2 separate regions of the Homo sapiens genome follow, and region 1 is linked to region 2. A link is a loop called in an ENCODE intact Hi-C map of the cell type or tissue named here. Cell type or tissue: heart left ventricle. All regions are shown on one strand. Links, peaks and the distances in the headings refer to the core of each region. The heading gives the core; the rest is flanking DNA. Region 1 overlaps ST6GAL1 (ST6 beta-galactoside alpha-2,6-sialyltransferase 1). Region 2 overlaps ST6GAL1 (ST6 beta-galactoside alpha-2,6-sialyltransferase 1).

Region 1 (12,201 bases), core at 3,557-8,556, 110 kb after region 2:
AAAACCTGTCAACATCAGACCCACTAGTCCCAATTTAACAAAAAGTTGGGTAACACCATGAGGCAGGTTGAAAGAAGAGGATTCGGCAAGGGATGTTGTCCTTGAAACATTAAAAGAGAGGGAACAATCGTCTTAGCCAGCAAGCCAGACTTTCACAGCCTGCCTCTGCAGGCACTGAAGTGGAGGCTGAGACATGGGCTCTGGAGGCAAGCAGGCCTATGTTCAAGACCACGCAACTCAACACACTCACGGTCTGACTTTGAGCAAGTCACTGAATCTCCTTCAACCTTTGTTTCCTCGCCTATTAATCTGAGATAATAGGCCGGGCATGGTGGCTCATGCCTGTAATCCCAGCACTTTGGGAGGCTGAGGCGGGCGGATCACGAGGTCAGGAGTTTGAGACCAGCCTGACCAACATGGTGAAACCCCATGTCTACTAAAAATACAAAAATTAGCCAGGCATGGTAGTGTGTACCTGTAATCCCAGCTACTCAGGAGGCTGAGACAGGGGAATGGCTTGAACCCGGGAGGCGGAGGTTGCAGTGAGCCGAGATCGCACCACTGCACTCCAGCCTGAGCAAGAGCGAGACTCCGTCTAAAAATAAATAAATAAAATAAAATAAAAAATTGAGATAATAATAGTGTATGCAGTGTTATGAAAATTCTATTAAATAACACATGTAATGGTTCCAGCCTCAAGTCCCGCCACTTCATGCCTCATGCATTTCTCTCCAGGAATATCAACCTGCTAGTGTTTCCCTGACATATACAATGAGCCATTTCTCACCCTCAAATCTTTGCTCCTGCAGCCTTCCCCTGCCTCAAAAATGCTCATTTCCCAGAGGCTAACAGCTACTACTTTCTAAGACACAGCTTGTGTGTTGCCTCTTCCAGAAATCTTTCCCAAACTTACTGGATCTTCTTCCCATCATCTGTGCACACCCAAATCATAATATTTATCACACTATATTGTAATTAATATGTGCATATCTGCCTTCAACTAAGCTCTGGAAGCAACAGACTATGGGGATTATTTGGATCTATGTTCTAAAAATGAGCACTGCAGTCCCGGCACAGTGGCTCACACCTGTGATCCCAGCACTTTGGGAGGCCGAGGTCGGTGGATCACCTGAGGTGAGCAGTTTGAGACCAGCCTGGCCAACACGGCGAAACCTCATCTCTACTAAAAATACAAAAATTAGCTGGGCGTAGTGGTGGGCACCTGAAACTTTAGATGAGTTTCTAGCCCTTTCTGAAGCTTGGTTTTCTTATTTGCAAAATGGAGCTAATGATACCGACACAGCAGATCTTCCTGTGATGATTGGATGAGAGAACACACAACATGCCTAATCAGGGCCAGGCACACAGCAAAAGCCCAGAAGATGGTAAATTTTGCCACGTTTCCTTCACCAGACTTGGTTAAGACTTAAGTCAAAACATTCTTCTTCACTTGCAGGAAAGAAAGGGATCAGCCTTAAACACGGTGGGTGCCCTCGATTCCAGCACAGAGGACCATCGAGAGGTTGTAAAGGGTACAGCATTCCTAAAATTAAAGCTGGAAGCTCGGCACTGTACTAAGGAAAACTCCATCAACCAACAGACGGATGCAGATTTACAAAGACTGCAATGAAAAAACTTACAACCATCCTCCTGGGACATGCAGTTCTTTTCCAGGTGCCAGATTTCCTGATCATCTAAAGTGTACGTAAGGTATTTATTCCTGTGGAAATAATTTAAGAATACAAGGTCAAAGGGAGCTGAAGCCAAGGACAGAACAGGGAGAGAGTTGCCAAGATCCAAGGGAAACAAGGCTTAAGCCTCCTTTGATGGCTTCCATCTTATTCCACCTTTTCAGAGCAGGTGAAAACTACTTCACTACATTGTCTATAACTTGTCCCACCCCTTTAGTTCTAGTTTGCACCTTTCTGCTTCTTGCCCCATAGTCACAGACTCTCAAAGCTGCAGGGGGCCTAAGTGGCCATTGAGGTCAACCCCTCTGCAATGCAGAAGTCCTCTGATGGCAAACAAGTTTACTTGCAACTTTTTTTTTTTTTTTGAGACGGAGTCTTGCTCTGTCGCCTAGGATGGAGTGCAGTGGCATGATCTCGGCTCACTGCAAGCTCGGCCTCCTGGGTTCACGCCATTGTCCTGCCTCCGCCTCCCGAGTAGCTGGGACTACAGCCACCCACAACCACGCCGGGCTAATTTTTTGTATTTTTAGTAGAGACGGGGTTTCACTGTGTTAGCTAGGATGGTCTCTATCTCCTGACCTCATGATCCGCCTGCCTCGGCCTCCCAAAGTGCTGGGATTACAGGCATGAGCCACCGTGCCCAGCCTACTTGCAACTTTTGCTTGGATCACTTTATAACACGGCAGTGGCTTCCTTGTAACACAGCTTGTTCCATTGTTGGGTAGCTCCGTTAAGTCAGTTCTTCCTTATTTGTTTTCCTGCAACTCTTTCCCCTCCTCACCCCCCGCCCATCTTGCTTCTCCCGTCTGCAGCAGCCACTCAGTGTGACTGTAATGAAGTGTGATTTCTTCCGCATGAAAAGGATGCCTCTTATTTTTATCTCTTGCAGACTAGAAAGTCCTAGTTTCCACATTTATTCCACCTCCGATATGTTGTCCTAAGCCACTGTCATCCAAGTAGCCAATTTCTGGGTGTGCATCATTTTATCACTCTCTGGAGGGGACCCAGGGAAGCATAACACTCCAGGTAGGTTTGAACAACCAGACAAAGTACAATATAACTGTAACAATTCCTCCTCCAGAGCCCGAGATCAAACACTCCTTTTCTTCAGTTCTCTCTCCTCCCTCCCTACCACTTAAGTGCCAGTTCTCCCACGAGGTCCTGTTCCTGACCCTGAGACCAGAAACAAACTTGGAAGGCCCAAGGATGGTGGGAAGGGGAGGGGAACGTGATGACGCAGCTCAGTGTTTGCACTTGAAGCTGAGGACACCAAACCAGGCAGGCTATCTCCAAAAATAACCTTCCATGCAAACAGCCTCTTGGTAGCTTCCTGAGAGCCCTTCAATTCAGCTTTCCAGAGTGCAGACCCCAGTGTTTCTGTGCCCACTCTCTCACCATCCTTTCCAGAACTTGATGGACTAGGTTCATTTAACCCACTGACATTTACAACCATCTCTCCATATGTTTGAGGTCTAAAAACACTTAGAAATATATTTTTATGGGAATACATAAATGTCCATCAACAGAAGATTGGTAAGGTAAACACATTCAAAATATAGAATGCAATGCAGCTATGAAAAAAAAAAAAAAAAACACTGACATGGGAAGACCTCCAATACACACAGTAAAATGAACAAGGCAAGTTTGTAAATGGACTAGTATAATGCCAGGAATGTCCGATCTTTTGGCTTCCCTGGGCCCACACTGGAAGAATTATCTTGGGCCACACATAAAATACACTAACACTAATGATAGCTGATGAGATTAAAGAAAAAAGAAAAACACAAAAAAACGCATAATTTTTAAAGAAAGTTTACGAATTTGTGTTGGGCCGCATTCAAAGCCATCCTGGGCTACATGCGGCCCCCACGCCACGGGTTGAACAAGTTTGATTGTAATCCATCTACTGAGTTTTAAAAATGTATTTGCATATAGCCACAAATACATATATAAATGTGTACAAAGGGGTTAGAAGGACAGACATCAAACTGCAAACAGTAGTCATTGCAAAGAGAAGTGGAATGAGGGAGGAATGGCATAAGCTGAGGGGTTAATTTTTTACCCCATTTGAATACTCTAAAAAAAAAACCATTTCATTTATTATTTATGTGAAGAAGCCTCCCAGTCTTACATGTATGTTTCATTTGATAATCTCAGAGCTGGAAGGGGCTGCACAGGGCTGAGAGTTGATTCTCTGAGGTGGCATACCCAGGGTGGCATGCATTTGTCCAAGGTCACAGAGCTAGCCACCAACAGCCAGAGACCACAAGTCACAGTCCAGGTCTTGAAATAATGGGTGTCCCAGTGGATTAAGGAGAGGACTTTGACTTGATTACTAAATCGGATCGACTTTCCTATTTTATTTGAGTCAAAAATTCCTACTTGGGTGTAACAGCAAGTTAGAGGAGACCAAGAATCATCAAAGTCAGAGGTAGAAAAGGGACCCTGTCTTCCCATAGATGGGGTGTGAGAGAGGGCCTGCTACCAAGGACTGGGACCTTCTCTAGGTCCCCCATCCTCATCCATAAAGCAGAGGGAAGGGGCTAACTAACAGAGGGGATGGGAGATTTGCAAGCATGGGGCGTTGTGTGTGTCAGGTGCTCATCTGAGCTACCACCACATCTTCGGCATGAGAGACCGGCAGCAACGCTCCCTGAATGCATTCTGGTGAGGCTGCAGGTGGCAGTCAGGGACCTAAACTGCATATGGAGGCTGCCTCTCAGGAAGGGAAGGCTGGGCTCGAGTCTGATTTAGGTCCAACTCATATTGAGCCACTTGAGCTGTCACATGGGTTATCTCATTTAATACTCACAAAATGTTTACAAATATGCTCCAAGAAATTCAAAAGTCACTTTCTAAAAGCATAAATCCATTAAGGGGTGGGGCCCTTATTTGAAATCAGGTTTCCTGACTCCGAATTCAGTGCTCCTTCCACCCTGTCTATTTGTGACACAGCAAGGCCTCCTTACTTGGGCAGTAAAGCTTAAGAAGTGCCCAGGTTGGAAGCTGGGCACAGTGGCTTATGCCTGTAATCCCAGCACTTTGGGAGGCCAAGGCAGGAGGATCGGTTGAGCCCAGGAGTTCAAGCCTGGGCAACACGGTGAGACACCCATCTCTACAAAAAAAATAAATAAAATTAACTGGGTGTGGTGGTGCATGCCTGTAGTCCCAGCTACTCGGAGGCTGAGGCAGGAGGATCGCTTGTGCCTGGGAGGTCAGAGACTGCAGCAAGTCATGATCATCCCACTGCACTCCAGCCTGGGTGACAGTGCGAGACCCTGTCTCAAAAAAGAAAAAAAAAAAAAAAAGGTCCCAGGTTGACTTTCTGTCTCTCTCCTCACTCCCAATCCTCCCTAAAGGTCCTAGGTTGACTTTCTGTCTCTCTCCTGACTCCCAATCCTCCCTACACACACATACACACACACAGTCCCATGACTGCGACAGCAGAGGCAGGCTCTTAGCCAGCACAACTCAGTGCCTCAAATATGTATCATGTGACTGAAATAGCTATGGCTCGGCTGATAAGATGTCTGGGATGTACTTGCACGTAATCTGGGGTTGACCATGGGGTTACGGATCAGCCATGCGTTTCAGTCATAGTTGAAGCCAAGGGATATGATATAGGGTTCCTTACACTCTTCTTTGTGCTTTTGTATGTTTGAAATTTTCCCTAATAAAAAAGACCTTTTATTCTTTTTTTATGCATCATGTGAACGATCATTTTTCTCTCTCAACTTGTCACTTGGTGGGGGTTTCCATTTTAATTAACTTTCTGCTTCCCTCAGCACAGAAAACCAAACAATGGCCTGCTGTCATGGTAAGAAAAAATATCAGGAGCAAAAGTGTGCGGCTTGTGAAAACCTCAGTTATAACAATAACAGCTATTACTTAACTGAATGCTTCTTGTATACCTGGCACTGTACTGAGCCTTTCACCCACGATTTCATCTAATGCTCATAATCACCCTATGAGATAAGGTCTGTTATCCCCATTTTACAGAGAAGGAAATTGAAGCTTAGTAAGCTTAAGTAGCTTGTCCAAGTCTACATAGGCGATACATAGTGGGCAAGAAAGCAAATCCCGACTTGCTTGCGCTGTTAGTTTTTCCCATTCCCACAATATATATTTAGCTACTTTAAGACTTTATAGGTAATTGAACTAAATCCATGAAGTTTTAAAAATGGTCATACCCTTTAAAGTATAACCCAGTAATTTCAACTTTAGGACTACCCTATGGGAATCATCTGGAAAATGAACAGAGATTTCTTCATGAATATTTTATTTTATTTCATTTCATTTCATTTTGAGACAGTCTTGCTCTGTCACCCAGTCTGCAGTGCAGTGGTGCGATCTCAGCTCACTGCAACCTCCGCCTACTGGGTTCCAGCAATTCTCCCACCTCAGCCTCCTGAGTAACTGGGATTATAGGCACCCGCCACCACGCCTGGCTGTTTTTTTGTATTTTTGGTAGAGACAGGGTTTCACCATGTTGGCCAGGCTGGTCTCGAACTCCTGATCTCAGGTGATCTGCCTGCATCAGCCTCCCAAAGTGCTGGGATTACAGGAGTGAGCCACCACTCCTGGCTCTTCACAGATATTTTAATCACAGTGTCAATTACAATAAGAGAAAGTTAGATGTGGTTGGCTGTCCAGTGTGGCCTCATGCAGGAGGCCATTCCCACTGCTCCAGTCATTGGTGACTCCCTCCTCAAGGTCGCACGGCATCCTGCACTAATCTCTTGTTACCCCTGCCTCCTCCTTTGAACTATGAGCTTCTAAAAAACTAAGCTCTTCTTATTTGTCTTTGGTTTAGAGTGGGCACTCAAATATGTGGTGAATAAATTAATAAGTGACCTTGGAGTTGCTCATTTAACATATGCAGACGTTGAAGACTGGGGTATTAAAGTTAAGTTTTTGAAGGTCACAAGGGCAGACTGGAACTCAAGGCCATGTGCAGGCCTCTTCTCTCCCCACTGTACTGTCAGTACCTGTAGACTTCTAAAGAACCGACGGGTGATGGCTGAACACCTGAGGCAATGGTGGGAAAGGCAGAGGCAGTTGGAGGCTCCTGAAATTTTATAGGCCCTCACTGAAATGATCAGATCCCAGGGGCCCACACATCCTTGGAGACGCCGAACAGCTGATATGGGTGACGAATGAAAGAATACAGCTTTAATGCAATGTTAACCATGAAATGTATATATGGGAAGGTTAAGCAAGAAGGCAAGAGACATAACTGCACATACAGTATGTTCTCAACCATTTACAAAAAATATATCCATTTAAAAAAAAAAGAAGAAGGAAAATTGCCAACTGTTAAGAGGGGTTGCCTTTGGATAGCGGAATTTTTTTCTGTTTCTCTATGTTTTTTTGTACAGTACTTTCCAAATTATCCTCAATGGTCAAGCTTTTTCTTTTTTTTTTTTTTTTTTTTTTTGAGACAGTCTTGCTCTGTCACCCAGGCTGGAGTACAGTAATACAATCTTGGCTCACTGCAACCTCCGCCTCCAGGGTTCAAACGATTCTCCTGCCTCAGCCTCCAAAGTAGCTAAGATTACAGGCACCTGCCCACCATGTCCGGCTGATTTTTGTGTTTTTAGTAGAGATGGGGTTTCACGATGTTGGCCAGGCTGGTCTTGAACTCCTGACCTCAGGTGATCCAGCTGCTTCAGCCTCCCAAAGTGCTGAAATTACAGGCATGAGCCGCTGTGCCCAGCCCCTAGCTTTATTTTTATAATCAGAATAAATAAAATTTAAATCACTACATTGATTCTGAAGGCTAACCTGACCTTTCTGGTGTAATAATTACTTAGAAAATCATCTCAGTATTTTAATATGGTGAAACTGTACTGCTCAATGCTACTGTTACATATAAGCCTATCAAAAATACATCTATAGGAGTCAGACTGCCATCGTATAGTTTTCTGCAGACAAGCAAGAAAAAATTCATTTGCCTCTAATTCAGTTCTTATGGAACAAATCACTGATACTACATCAGAGCAACTAATTCCCTGTCTAAATTCTCAGGAATCTAATGGTCCAGAACAATTACTGTGAATTTCATTAATGAATTATTCCTGTATATTTTTAATGCAACCATGTCCTCATATTTATGGAGGGCCAGATTTTCTCTGAAGCCTTCCCTCTTGTATTCTGTCATTTACCACCTGCTCTTCCCTTTATTCATGAAGAGAAGGGGACCCCAGAGGTCAATACTGAGACAAATTAGATCAATTTTCTCTGAGCTCCTGAGGGCAATTTCTAAGGGAGAGCCAAAAGTGTTTTAAGCAAGGGTGGTGGAGCTAGGCTGGACTTCCCTCGGACAAAGAATGGGTGGGTCTCCATGCTCTTTGTAATCCCAGGCTAAGCACAAGACCCCCTCCACTCCCACCACCTGTTTGTCGGTAAATACAGAATACATAAATAGAATGACTTGAGATATTACTCACTTATGTGTGAAGGTTCTGGGTTTTTTTCTTTTTTTTTTTACTAGTTCTAGTCACCTTAGAGTCACACAAACTTCACAACTGCTCAAAGCCTCCCTTGATAGTTTGGCAGGCCTTGCTTTACACCTCTTTGTGACAGGTGAGGTCTTCTAATCTGAGCACATGAGCTTACCCTACGGGGTCATTCTCCCACTAACATTCCCTACCACTTTAAAAGCTGGTCTCACACCAGTCAGAATGGATATTATCAGAAAGTCAAAAAGTAACAGATGCTGGCAAGGTTGCAAAGAAAAGGCAATGCTGATACACTGTTGGTGGGAGTGTAAATTAGTTCAACCATTGTAGAAAGCAGTGTGGGGATTGCTCGAAAAACTAAAAATAGAACTACCATTGACCCAGCAATCCCATTACTGAGTAAATACCCGAAGGAATATAAATTGTTCTACCATAAAGACACATGCGCGCATATGTTCACTGCAGCACTATTCACAACAGCAAAGATCTAAATACCCATCAACAGTAGCCTAGATAAAGAAAATGTGGTACATATATATATATACTATGGAATACTATGCAGCCATAAAAAAGAATGAGATCATATCCTCTGCAGGAACAGGGATGGAGCTGGAGGTCATTATCTTTAGCAAACTAATGCAGGAGCAGAAAATCAATACCACATGTTCTTACTTATAAGTGGGAGCTAAATAATGAGAACACGTGGACACAAAGAGGGGAAACGACAGACACCAGGGCCTTCTTGAAGGGTGGAGGGTGGGAGGAGGAAACGGAGCAGGGAAAATCATTACTGGGTACTAGGTTTAGTACCTGAGTGACTAAATACTCTGTACACCAAACCCCCGTGACACAAGTTTACCTGTATAACAAACCTGCACATGTACCTCTGAACCCAAAATAAAAGTTTAAAAAAAATAAAATTTTTGATCGAGACCATCCTGGCTAACAAGGTGAAACCCCGTCTTTACTAAACATACAAAAATTAGCCGGGCGTGGTGGCGGGCACCTGTAGTCCCAGCTACTCGGGAGGCTGAGGCAGGAGAATGGCGTGAACCCGGGAGGCGGAGCTTGCAGTGAGCCGAGATTGCACCACTGCACTCCAGCCTGGGTGACAGAGCGAGACGCCATCTGAAAAAATAAATAAATAAATAAATACATAAATAAATAAAATTTTTTAAAAGCTGGTAAGCACTCAAGCCTGCCAAGAGGTCTGACCAGTCATAAGAATGCATCATGTGACTTAATGCCCTCAACAACCCCAGGAGATTCATACGCCTTACTCCCCTCACTTTACACAACGCAGAGGCAGCCTGCTGGTTTTCTGTTGTTGTTGTTTTGTTTTATTTTCTGTTTTTGAGACAGGGTCTCGCTATGTCCCCAGGCTGGAGTACAGTGGTGAGATCGCGGCTCACTGCAACCTCCACCTCCCAGGCTCCAGCGATTCTCCTGTCTCAGCCTCCCAGGTAGCTGGGACCACAGGAGTACGCCACCATGCCCAGCTAATTTTGTTCTTTTATTTTTTGTAGAGATGGCGGTGGGGGAGGTAGTCTCACTATGTTGCTCAGGCTGGTCTCAAACTCCTGAGCTCAAGGAATTCGAACTCTTCCCTCCTCGGCCTCCTGAAGTGCTGTGATTACTGGAGTGAGCCACCACACCTGGCCCAGCCTGCTGGTTTTAAAGTAATACTAGAGACAGGAAGATGACCCCAAACCCCTCCTATGGCCTGAGCATCTTCCGCTCCGCTGGAACAGCCTGTGCAGAGACTGGGCAAGGAGAACCCTCACTGTACAAAGAAGGAAACTGGAGCCCAAGAGGTTAAGTAGCATGAACAGCTAAGTGGCGCCTCTCTCTTCTGTCTTCTCACTGCCTCTTGCCTTATGATTTCATACAAAGCAGCCCCTAAATGGGGAAGCACAAGACAGAGACATGGAGGAACCCAGCACAAGAGTAAAGTGAACCGTTCAGCAAACACTAAAGAAAGCTGATCCCCAGAGATAATTGCACTATTCAGCATACCTACTACTGGGATCCCTGGCTTTGCTTAATAACCAAACCTATTTAAATCCATAAGGAATTGGTTCTCTGACTTAAAGGGTGTTGTTATAACAACCATAACTTTGGCTTTTCTCTGGAGTACCAACAACTACTGGTTTGATGCAACCATTTCCCTTTTACGCAAAAAGGTGCACTAAAAGTAGACCACGCATTGTTGTGTATCATTAGGCAAGCAATTTCTCTTCTCTAGGCCTCACTTTTCCCATCTGGAAAGTAAAAGGGTCCAGTCACATGATTTCTGAAGTTCCTTACAGGGTCAGCGTCCTGGTGAGAAAACTATACTGCAGTGCCAAGAGGAATTGATGTAGGATTTTTCTTCTTGGTCCTCGGGCCAGCAATGCCCCACCTGTGCTCGCTCGGCCATGCAGGTGTGTCCCAGCTCACTGTATTATAGCTTGTACCCGCGTTCGGTGGTTCCGAGCTCGTGCACCACACCAAAGGATAATGAGGATACACTGGACATTGAAGGGAGAGGAAGGCAGATAAGAATTTTATTGAGTGTTGAAAACAGCTTTCAGCAGAGAGGGGACACCGGGTTGGTCCCCTACCTGAAGACGGAAAAGTTCCCCAATGTGGCTGGGTCAGGGGCCTTTTATGGACTCAGAATAGGGAGTGCATGCTGACCGGTTTGTGAGTATGCAAAAAAGATGAAAGCAAAGACACCACTCAAAGGTGGGCACGGCAGCGTAGAAAACCAATTAGGAAAAAGTGGGTATATGTAAAACAGGCGAAATGTAGGAATCAATTAGGGGAAAGCACGCCAAACAAGTTCTCACTCTGGTCTGAGGATTTAACTCGTAGCTTGGCTTTCAGGCTTTAAACTGTCTTTGGCCTGGAGGTGGGGGTTTCACCGGGTACCTGACCCTATCTGCCTAGGCATCCAGCTGCCTCCTGTTGCTACCAGAATCACATTGAAAGTGAAACACGCTGGAAACTCTAAGGAAAAGAAACAAGTGTAACTAGGAGATAACAGGCACAGTGCAAAACAACATGTTAACTTTGGGGAAATCCGGCTTCTCAGTGTTTTTTTGGTTTTCCTACTTCTCTGCCAAATACAAAAATAAGCAGCTACTTCCATGGGACTCTCGTTAAAAAAAAAGTAACTTTAATAAGATCAGTGAAAACAATGCTTTGTTCTCCCACAAGTGGCTCAGGAGTAGCTTGCTAAGACACACTTTCTTCCCCGTGGGGCTGATGTCAACAGCCCATGCTTTTGCCCAAACAAAGGCCTCCTGGCACAAGGATGAGAGGCAAAACATCTGAGTCTCCGTAGCTGGCCTTATTCCAATTTGAGGGGAAGGGGCAGCCAGGAGAGAAAAATAACTAAGCTTTTGAAAGGCTTGAAGGAGAGTAAGGAATTACTAAATCTATTTTTTCTCAACAGAATAAAGAATTCTTGAAAGGGATAATGGAAGGGTGCAGCTTTCTATTTGAATTACTCTTTGTTTCACCCTATTCTGCCTAAGGCCACTGCCTTTTAGGCCAATCACAGAATCCCGGTTTTGCCTTTAGTTGCCCGCTGAGCGATGCAGTGGGAGTTGGGAGACCCACACTCAAGTGTTCTCTCTGTGGCCCGTTTCACCCGGTTTAAACTTGGACAAGTGGCTGAACTCTCCGGCCTCAGCTTCCTGCCTGTAAAATGAGAAGGCTCCCTAGATGCTCTCTAGACCTTTTCAATAACAGCGGAATAGGATTGGAGGCTCTCCAGTTCCCCCCCCGGGGACAGGTTAATCTTCAGCCACACTAGCCAAGGTGAGGCAGCAGCCCGCCCGCTCAGCAGGCACACACTGGGGCGGCGGCGCCTCCATTCCTGCTCACACTGCACGCCCACAACCTGCACCAACACCATCGCCTCAGAGACCAATTCACCGCGAAACCATCTCCCCGCTGCAGATCGTGTCCGATTAACATCTGCAAAGCTGAGCTGAGCATATGTAAGCAAAGAAAAAGCAAAACAAACAAGAGTTCTCTTTTTCCGGACCTCGGAATTTCTT
Region 2 (11,272 bases), core at 4,107-9,106:
GCTGAAAAGGCATTTCTGATCTGTTCCAGGATCCACCCCATGCCCAGGACTCCTAGGGAAGTATGCAGACTAAATACTGACATAAAAACCCCCAGAGCACATATGTTTATTCAGAAAAAGGCAAATGTTGGTGGTTGTGAGATGGGCAGGTTGCAGCCCTATTGTGCAATTTTTGATATTTTCATATATATGTGTAATACAGTTTTTCCCACTAATAAAATATACTAACAGAACCCTGTGGCAAGAATATTTCTCAAGTCTCCCTTAGTATTGAGAAATCGGCATGTGCTACCTGAAAATACTCCGGGAACCTAATTATCCAGGGGAATTTATGAAATAGTACATGAATTCTAGTGCCATATTACACATAATTACATGGTGACACTGTCTTATAGTAGTTGTATAGCATTTTACGGTTCATAAAGTGCTCTCCTGTGTATTGTTTCATTCACTTTTCACAACACTCCCCACTCTCCCCTGGATGTTCTGCGCTCTGCTGTCCCTCATGTAAACCTCCAGGTATGACCTTGCAGCAGCAAGGACAGCTCAACTCTACTTTCCTGGGTACCAGACACCTCCATTAGCAGACACTAATACTAAAGGGTTTTTCTTTAAATAAACACATCATCAGGTTGGGTCATGGAATCATTGTCTTCTTCTCCAGTGAGGAATCAGGAACTCAGGAAGATCAAGAGACTTAATTGGCAGCCTAGATATGCTCCCAGTAGATACATTCCACATTAGAGCCCACACTGTGGTCCTTCTCTTACTCCATAGCTGCACAGAAGAAATTTTACCTGAGAGTTCATCAGGCGAATGGTAGTTTTTGTGCCCACATCTTGTTGGAAGTTGGCTGTGGGTGCCCCATTAAACCTCAGGACTGCGTCATGATCATCTATAAACCACAAAGAAACAGAAAAGAGGTGATGAGCACTGGCAATATGCAGAAAAAGAGAAAGACGAGAGGCGGGGGAGGGGGCAAGGGAATAATGCTTCCCCATCTTTACCCCATCATGATCCACAGGGCGAAATGGCAGTATTTGTGTGGTGCTCAGGTAAAGCTCCTAGGCAGAGATGACCACCTGTCTGCCAGCCACTGTAAGGGCTGAAGGGGGCCATACTGTGGCATTCCTGAAACCCATTCAAAGACATTCGCTTGTGCCTGGGCACACAGAAAAGTGAACAAAGCCAGTGTGCTACTTACAGTGGAGTAGCTACTCCAGTTATCAAAGCAGCAAACCAGATATTCTCTTGGTATCACCAGTAGATTATATTTCTATCTCTGTCAGAAAAATGAAAACACTACCATATGTTCAGTGTATCCCACAAGTGCAAAGGACCCCATTGCACTTTGAAAAGCATGCAGTGCTCAGCAAATGGACAGGATTTAACTATGGCATCCAAGACAACCCCCAGGCGTTCCATTTAGGAACCTGAGGCCCAGGGAAGAGTCACAGAACTGGTGTGGCAGAAATGGAAGAGGAGGTCAGAGAGCTAAACTAACTTCCTTCCTCTCTCTCTTTTCCTTCCTTCCTTCCTTCTTTTCCTTCCTTCCTTCCCTCCCTCCTTCCTTCCCTCCCTCCCTCTCTCTCTCTCTCTCTCTCTCTCTTTCTTTGTAAGCCATTGTCAGAAACAATGTACTAAATCCAGTCAAAATCAAACAGGCCATCTTGAAAAACCTAAAAGCTTCCTGGGCTAGCTCCTTGTCTTTGCAACTGTTTAAGCAGTGTTTGGAAGACTTGGAAAAGTTTCTCTACCCCACGTTGACCTATCTGATGAAGGAGGGAACTGAAGACTTTAAGGAGCCATCCAAATCCTGTGATCCTATGAGAACTTCTTTCAATCTTACTCGGTCAAGCAAGTTTGGGGCTCACCACTGAAATCTACACGGGATCTGGGGGTCAGCTGAATCCTCTATTGTCCTATTCAGGTTTGTTTTGGATCATTCTTTATCCACACAGGATTTGGGGAAGTGAGGGCATTTGACTGAACACAAGATGATTTAGAAAGAGGATATCCACAGAATTAAGGATGAAAGCCTCTCTCTTTATTTCAGTTCCAATGTATGTACTAAACCTCAGGAACACAGAAACATCATTCATGAAAACAACACAACCCTATCCTCAATCCTAGGGCAAAATTTCATCAAAATGGTTTGAAAATTATCTGAGAAGGGCACAGTCCAAACTGTTATCATCTTACAGGGCAGGTACACTGAAGTGCACATAGGGCAGGAGGTATATCTTTACACAACTCAGAATTACAACACATTTTGTCAGAATCAGTCACTGGTTCGAAAGGGATTAGTAGTAATTGCATGAGAAACACAGATCCATCAGAAACTTCAGTTAGTCAACTTTTCCATTTCACAGATGAATAAATTATTGGTGAGAATCCCAGTAGAAAAGAGATGAGAAGCTCCAATGGAGTAATTGAGAGATTCATAAAAGGACTACTTACCAAGTTGGGGTAGAGTTTAAAGAAATCAACACGGAATAGGCTAAAGCCCCAGGGTTGATGACTGCAGGGTGTCATTACCACCCCAGGTCTACTGTGGCCTGATGAGCGGAGACCCTGAGCTGAGGAGGGACACCTGTCGGGAGCTGTTGCCTTTAGGAGAGGAACACAGCTATTGCCAACCTCCGGGCAAGAAGGAGCCTGAGGGAGTCAATATCCCAACCTGGTTCTGCCCCTTCCCTTGGATCTCATAGAACTGAAGGGAAAAGGGACAGAGCAGGACCAAGACTGGGACGGCCTCCTGGCAGGATCTGAGACCTTCAGTCAAGAGAAAGATACAGCTTGAGTTTACTCTGCAAGGCGAAACATGGCGGAATAGGTGCCCTGACCTTAGTCTTCTTCTCAGCTTTAATGCCACTGCTTCTCCTGGCCAGTCCCAGAGAAAATCCAGAGAGTGAGAAATGCCAATTAACGCAGTTCAAAATTTTAATTTCTCAGCTGGGCGCAGTAGCTCACGCCTGTAATCCCAGTACTTTGGGAGGCCGAGGCGGGTGGATCACCTGAAGTCAGGAGTTCGACATCAGCCTGACCAACATGGTGAAACCCCATCTCTACTAAATATACAAAAATTAGCTGGGCGTGGTGGCACGCACCTGTAATCCTAGCTACTCTGGAGGCTGAGGCAGGAGAATCGCTTGAACCCAGGAGGCGGGGGTTAGCGTGAGCCGAGATTGTGCCACTGCACTCCAGCCTGGGCAACAGAACAAGACTCATTCTCAAAAAAAAAAAAAAAAAAAAAAAAAAAATTCAATTTCTCAGGGACAGAGCCAGATGGAAAAGGGTGAGAGTGGGATTTGGAGGTGCCACTGGAGAACATCCAGCACAGAAGGCTTAGGTTAGAACAGATGCTTGATGTTGACCATAAGAAAGGAGAATTGTTTTGTTCAGTCAACAAATACTGATTGAGCACCTACTCTATGCCAGGCACAGTTTTAGACACGGGAGACGACGCCTGTGAGCAACAAAGACAAGGTCCATGCCCTCAGAGATATTACATTCTACTGCACGGACATAGACAGTAAAGACGGACAACAACCTACATATAAGATAATTTCGGATTGTGACAAACACTGTGACACTAACAAGCTGAGCTGTGTGCCAGAGACACTGAGGGAATTTCCTTCATAGAGTGATGATTCAGGGAATGCCTTGGAGCTGAGACCCAAAGGATGGCCAGCCTTGGGAAGGGTTCAGAGAAGTCCACCAGTCAGAGGATGCAGCAAGTGTCAGGACCACAATGAGGGCAGGGACTTGACTGTAGACAAGGAGTGAGGGGAAGAAAAATCAAAGATACAGTTACAGAGGTTGGCAGGAACCAGATCATACACGGACATGGGGGCCCAGGTATGAAGTTTGGACGTGATTCTAAGAAAAAAGCCAATCAGGCTGGGCACGGTGGCTCACACCTGTAATCCCAGCACTTTGGGAGGCCAAGGTGGGCAGATCACGAGGTCAGGAGATCGAGACCATCCTGGCTAACACAGTGAAACCTCGTCTCTACTAAAAATACAAAAAAATTAGCCGAGTATGGTGGCAGGCGCCTGTAATCCCAGCTACTCGGGAGGCTGAGGTAGGAGAATGGTGTGAACCCAGGAGGTGGAGCTTGCAGTGAGCCAAGATCACGCCACTGCACTCCAGCCTGGGCAACAGAGCAAGACTCTGTCTCAAAAAAAAAAAAAAGAAAGGAAAAGAAAAAAGCCAATCAAAGGAGAAAACTTTTTTGAGGAGATGGATATTCTAATTACCCAATCTGATCATTGCGCATTGTATGCATGTACCAAAATATCACATGTACCCCATAAATATGTACAATTATTATATATCAAATTTTTAAAAAGAAAACTTTAAACTGACTTGGGTACTTAAAGAGAAAAAAATCCTGTTTGTCAAACCTCCCTGCTAATTGAAAGTTGAACTTTCAAACTCAAATAGGCCTCTAAGAAATCACCAAGAGAAATCCACAACTACTGAGATCCCAGCAAACAAGCCTAGCGAGGGGGAAAGGCTGCAGAAAAAAGAAACTACCACCTCTCTGTAACTTAGAATTAGAGCTCAGAAAAAGAGGCAAATTAGGAGAAGAAAAAATAAATGCATCACTGTATTCAGATTATACAATCACACGCTTAGAAAATTCAACAGAATCAGCTCAAGTTAGTAAATTCATAAATACATCAAAATCCACTGCCTCTAGGTGTAGTTAACTCTAAATAGCTAGAAATTATTATGAAAGAAATTTTATCACAATTTATCACCAAACGCTTTTATATTTTCAAGTTAGCCTAATACATCCTACAACCATTTATGGAAAATTACATTCTGAGTCCGGTTGAAGAAAACAGACATACTATAGATCAGAGTTAAAAAAAAAAAAAACTATGACTTGGCCGGGCGCGGTGGCTCACACCTGTAATCCCAGCACTTTGGGAGGCCGAGGTGGGCGGATCATGAGATCAGGAGATCGAGACCATCCTGGCTAACACGGTGAAACCCTGTCTCTACTAAAAATACAAAAAATTAGCCAGGCGTGGTGGCAGGCACCTGTAGTCCCAGCTACTCGGGAGGCTGAGGCAGGAGAATGGCATGAACCTGGGAGGCGGAGCTTGCAGTGAGCCGAGATCATGCCACTGCACTCCAGCCTGGGCAACAGAGCAAGACTCCGTCAAAAACAAAACAAAACACTATGACTTGAAGGACAAATCTGGTGCATCCCTCATTTTGTAAATAAAGTTTTGTTGGAACATAGCCAGGCCTGTTCATTTACTACTATCTATTGTTACTTCTGCAGTACAACAGCAGAGTTGAGTAGTTGTGACAGACATCATGGCCCTCAAAGCCAAAACTATTTACTATCCGGCCTTTTAAGAAAAGCTTGCTGACCCCTGATATAACTGATCATGTTCTCCAAGCTACTCAGTTCACAGGTGTCTTCTCAGTCCTTATTCTGCCCAAGAATATGTCCCACCTCTGCAGACTTTGATACCAACAGCCAACATCCCTCAAACTCCATCCCCCTTTGCCTTCCATTGTATGGTGCACACCTAGTTCTCCTCTAGCCGGTCTCTGACCCTTCTGACTTTTCCCTGTTCTTTTCTTTGTCCTTTAAATGTAAATCTTTTTCTAGATTTTCTAATTGGTCTTCTTCCCTGGATTATAACCATTATCTCACCTTGATACAAATGACTTGTAAATCTATCTCGATATCTGATCCTTCTCTAGAATTAAGTACTCAACAGCATAGATATCTACCCAGGGAAATCCACACACACTTCAGTCTCAGAACATCCAAAGTGGAATCTGCGTTCCTCTGGAAGCATGCTCCCCTTGGTAAGATACAGCCTGCTCCCAGGCTAGACATCCTGGCTCCTGCCTCTCACTCAAGATCATTTCCAGCTAGATAGTAAGTTCTGCCTCTTACTTCATGAGCCCTCTCAGGTAAGGTCCTTTCTCTTCATCACTGCTACCACAGCCTGGGCAGGCCTGGCACTTCTGACCTGGTTGTGGCAATAGTCCCTAATAATGGAGACATTATAGAGTACAAAACAGGGACTCATAGAGAAGTGAGAAGTCTCCCTTGTTCAAAAACCTCCTAGGGCTCTCCATGGCTTAAAGAATGAAACCTAAAGTCCTTATTGTGACTATCAACGTTCTCTAAGAGCTAATGCCTAGCTACCTTTCTGGCCTCGTTCCTCACCCATCTTCACCCACAAGGACCCACATGCCGTCCAAACAGGATTATTTGTGATGCCCAAACACACTTTTCCCCGTGCAGCCTTTGCTTCTTGCCTTTGCCTTAACTCAGAATACCCTTCTCTTTCTCTCTAGGACAGCTAATAGACAAGAATAGAAGAAAATTTTTAACATAATAAAAGAATAATCACACCGAATTTTATTATGAAGCTACAATTATTATGAGGCACAACAGCAGAGGTGCCAAGAGTGGGGTCTTTGAAGCAAGCACTCTGCTTTCAAACCTCAGTCTGCTATTAGCCAGTTGTGTGACCACTTGAGCCTCCGCATTTAGCTCTCCAGCAAAATGAGACCAATAATCTTATCAACCTCACAGGACTTCTGGGAGGATGAAAAGAGCAAGGCATGTTAGGAACTCAGCAGATGCATAATAAGCATCACTTGTATTGATGATAGTGTTTTAAAATTATGCTACTGTTTGACATGAAAATTCCAGCAAATCTAGGATACTTAACATGTATGAGTAAACTATCAAAAATAATTGAAAATGACTGAGCCCACCATTGGCTGGTTTGTGAGACTGCTGGAGGCAGAGTATGTTATTACACTCTCTCTGATAGAAAATCTTGCTATGGACAAAAAAAAAAAAGTCATAAAATGTCTCTTACTCGTGTCTTCTAGCCTCACTTCTGAGGATATTTCCCTGTTGAATGTCAATAGTGGTTACCTAAGTTATCTGCACAAAAACCTTGTCAGCAATGTTATTTGTAAAAGAAAACCATTTGAAATAATCTGATCCATCCAGTAGTTGGGAAGAGACTCAACAAATTCCAGATGCAGGAGGAAGTGTATGGGCCTGGCACGCTGCCTGCAACTCGGGCTTCAACAAAGGGCCTTTCCCTTCCCTTTCCCCTTTGTATTGTTGATGAATCCATGAATAAATAAAAGAATATATGAATGTCTTAAAATATTTGTTAGACAAAATGCCAAGAGGATATATACCCCATAACAGCAGAACATTCGAAGTCTAACATGCAATTTTGATTACATCTCAGGATCAAAGTCCTTCTGTGGAAATCCTTATTTTGAAGTTGAAACTGCAATCTATAGAAAAATATTATTTGTATTAATGTTTACTTAAATCACCCCAAATCTTTAAGGAGTGCATAAAATTAAAGCTGTAGTTCTAATTAACAGAGCTATCAGGCCCTGTCTCAAACTTCAGTACAATTTCAGCCAGGCACGCAATATTAACTTGACATGAAGAAGAAGGATCAGCTAATACCTAGGATATCCCAAACATTTGCTACATAAGCAGCAAAAATGGAGAAGAAAGAAACTTAGCTCCATTATGGATGAACAAAAACCAATCACATTTAGTTTCTTGAAAACAAAGTCCAAGAAAAACCAAAAATACAAAAGCAGAAGTTGAGGTGGGGCCGGCCAGCGGGGCAGCTGCCTATTTGGGGAGGTAGAAACTGTGATCTCACCATTTCTTTCTGCTCTAGAGAATCCAGTTTGGGCCTACTTTTCTTTGAGAGCCTGTGCTGGGTTTCAGACCATTTTTCCTGGCAGTCAAATGAAGGAAATAAAAAAGGAGACGTATGACCTCACCTGCTCCAGTACCTCCAGGCTGACAGAGGAGCAAAGCTTCCTGTGCTTTGCTTTCTTTAGCTGATTCATTTCAAATAATGGAAAACACATTCAGCATAAGAGAAATAAGGCTCTCTGTTACACAGGTTTACAAATATAGACAGACTTTCTATCTTGATTCACTACAAAGGGTTTCAAGAAAAGCAAATTAATATGTTGTGACCAGTGACTCTGAAACTTTTTTGGGTCACAGATCCCTTAGAGAATAAACTGCAGTCTACAAACTCCCTTCCTGGAAAAATGCACGGACACACTTATACGCATACACATACATTCTACACACCTAATCCACAGACAGTTTTGCACGCAATTGCAGGGATTCATGACCCTCTGAAGTTGGTCCATAGCCCCCAGTTAAGAATTACTGACCCAATTAAATCTTTTCAAAGAGAAAAGCTGAAAATTACCCAGGTTGTTGAGGCCAATAGAGTCCTCCACTAATCAGGAAAAACAACAGAATTTCAGAACCTGGAAATGATGTGCAGATCTATGCTTCAAGTCTTTTCAAAGGTCAATTGTAGGCTTTTGATTATTGGTAGCAGCGGAACTCTCTTTTTCAAATGAAATCTTCTACACAATTCCAATATTTAAAACAGATGAAAATAAAACTATTCTGTTCCCAACACAAAGAAACAATAAATGTTCAAGGTGATAGATATTCTAATTACCCTGATTGGATCATTACACATTGAATACACGTATCAAAATATCCCCATAAATATATCTAATTATTATATATCAACTAAAAATATTAGGAAACAATAATGAAGCTCTTCTAATTGATAAAAGATGCGGGGGCCTAGAGCGCCATCTGTTCAACTCCCTCTGTGTCACTTGTGACTCTGAAAAAAACACTGCCCTGGGCCCACTCCACTGGTCCGCTGAGCCACACTTGGGCCACTTGTCTCCCATACCATCAATATGCCCAGCCAGTCCCAATAAGCACTGCCATTCACAGAACAACCCCAGAACATACCGATTTCTCTGCCTAGTTGGGAGGACTTCAGAGATCCCGCTGACGACACAACAGCACACCTGCCCCAAGGCCCAGCCTTGGTCCTAATGCTCTCCTTGGGCAGATAACCCTCCCATTCAGAGGTATTGAAGGGAAAATCTGTGACCTCTACCATGGATACATTCACATGGTCCCGGAGGTGGCAGCGCAGGGCCTCTGCACTGAACTTGATGCCTGGTCCTGGCCCCTTGTAGGACACTTTGTACTTGTTCATGCTTAGGTAATTCTTCCAGATCTTTTGCAGCCTAGGGATAAGGTTTTTGGAAGAGCTGTCCTTGTTCCACACCTGGAAGGAGGCCTCTGGTTTGGCCTTGGCTAGGCCTCTGAGACTGCCGAGGGTCTGGCGGCCCCTGTGGGGGTCCTGGGTGCTGCTTGAGGATACAGACTGGGAATCAGACCCCATGGCCAATTTCCCCAGACTCTTTAACACCTGGAATTCCTTGGTTTGCAATTTAAAGGAATCATAGTAACTCCCTTTCTTCTTTTCCTTCCACACACAGATGACTGCAAACAGAAGAAAGACCAGGACGCAGCAGCTGAACTTTTTCTTCAGGTTGGTGTGAATCATAATGAAGATGTGTTCAGGGAAGTCACTTTGTTCTGAGCAGGAAAACAAGCCTAAAAAAAGTGAGACAAGGAAAAACAAATGATGTAAAGAAAAACCCAATGTGGCATGAGGCGGAGCGATGGACTGAGCAATAGATTTGAAATGAGGTGACTTGAATTCCAGCCCTGGTCTACCTCCTGGCCACCTCTGCAGCCTGTTAAGCAATTCTCGACAAAAGTCAGACTCAATTTGGGCTTTGAACGTGGACAGCAGTCCCTCTTCCTCTTCCACTCTTCCACTCCCTTCTTCCTCTTGAGCCATGAACACTTTATATGTCCTCCCATCATTACTTTTTCTATGCTGAATATTAGTTTCTGGTTGCCTTGGTCTACCTCTCTGACTGCACTCTGAGTTTCTTGAAGTCAGAAACCACATCTTGCAAATCACTCAGTTCCTAGGGCCTTGTAACATTTGTTAAATGAAGCCATGCATGCTTGAAAAAAAAATAGAATAAAAAAAAGCAGGCTGACTGTTTTACATCACCAGACCTAAACTTCCTAAAATAGTAAGTGGCCCAACACCCCTTCAAAATGGCCAGAAAAAGACTTCTCGTTATAGATGATGCCATAGATTTCTGATGTATCTCTCTAAGGGCTGCGATGCTGGACTCCTGCATGAGAAGATCGAGGGTTATCTCCACCACAGTTTTGTGCAGTGCCCTGCAAGAAGAGCACTGCTGAGACAGGAAGCTGACTCACCTCATGATAGAGGCTAGGAATTCTGGGTAAGATAGCAGACATGTAGCCAACTAAGGAAATGGAAACAAAAATTCATTAAGCACGCTAGATGTTATTTCACTTAACTTCACCATAACCAGGGCCACCATGAGACACAACTCTGGGGGCACCACGCATAGCATAGTCTAATACGAAGGGCATCTCCTAACCTGTACAGGGTTCACTTCAAAGGTGTTATAATCTCCATTTTATGGATTAGCAACCTGAGGCTCTAAGAAGTCAAGGGAAGTGCCCAAGCTCACAGAGCTGAGGAAATGGTTGCACTGAGGTTCAAATCGAAGTGGATTTGATTCCATAACCCATGTCCTTTCCAGTACAACATGCACAGAACTGCAAGAAGCTCTGGAAAATAGATTTCACTGAGCAAATAGAGACTGAATAGTCTCTTTATTTCTGAGTAAACACCTACTTTGTTTTCTCAGAATTTATTGTGTAACTGAATGGAAACTGGAAGCACTTTGAACTCAAATAATGTCTGTATCTTTTGGAAAACATTACATTCTTTCCCCAATCACTGGGTTTATTTACAATAATAAATCAAAGCAATCACCTCCGGGGTTTTGCTAACCCACTAGGGGTCTGAGGTCCCTTCCCATGGATCCCGCTCCTAAGGATATCAGGAAAAGGTAGTAGGAGTACTGGACTGGGTGTTCACAAAACCTGGGTTCTTATCCCCATTCTTGGTGACCTTGGGCAGGTCACTTAATATTTCTGCCCCTGAGTTTTTCAGAATAATTATCTCTGCCCTATGTGATTTGCAGAGTGTTGGGAGGGCAAAACAAGAGCATGGTATTCATTGGATTTGAACTAGATAAGCAAAAAGGCACAGAAGGTATTCTGAACAGAGACAGGAGAGCAGCAGCTCAGCCTGGGGGCCATGTGGAGGTGATACGGGTAGTGAAGACAGCAGTGTGAAGCCACAGCCATGACTCAGCAGCCCTGAGCTCCAGGCTCTTCCCTGGGAATTCTCCATGAACTGACATCCAGCTCATTCCTGGAATCCATTGGCAGTACCAACCAAAGCAGTGCTTCCACCATCCCAGACCTCAGGAACCA

Evidence for each region. Peaks named below come from ENCODE experiments on the same cell type or tissue, not always from the same donor. Only the 100,000 strongest peaks of a DNase experiment are listed, where the experiment ranks them.
Region 1: a loop joins it to region 2, with 2.0 times the contacts of the local background. A loop is called at or near these places in 14 of 110 quality-filtered maps.

What each region holds. Positions count from the first base shown.
Region 1 is chr3:186,931,867-186,944,067 of GRCh38, reverse strand. All of the region lies in intron 1 of ST6GAL1 (ST6 beta-galactoside alpha-2,6-sialyltransferase 1), which reads right to left. Among named protein-coding and RNA genes, the nearest start is that of ST6GAL1, 7.4 kb to the right of the region's middle. RefSeq lists enhancers at 2,144-2,645, 11,096-11,155, 11,176-11,225. In heart left ventricle, for the core only: no CTCF peak of the experiment used is centred there; no DNase peak of the experiment used is centred there; H3K27ac peaks cover 3,781 bases.
Region 2 is chr3:187,040,872-187,052,143 of GRCh38, reverse strand. It overlaps ST6GAL1 (ST6 beta-galactoside alpha-2,6-sialyltransferase 1), which reads right to left. Exons shown (of 8, transcript NM_173216.2): 4 at 8,834-9,490; 5 at 798-895. The coding sequence starts at 9,440. Among named protein-coding and RNA genes, the nearest start is that of RPL39L, 93 kb to the left of the region's middle. RefSeq lists enhancers at 7,501-7,610, 7,721-7,990, 10,241-10,310. In heart left ventricle, for the core only: no CTCF peak of the experiment used is centred there; DNase peaks (open chromatin) are centred at 7,073 and 7,641; H3K27ac peaks cover 1,139 bases.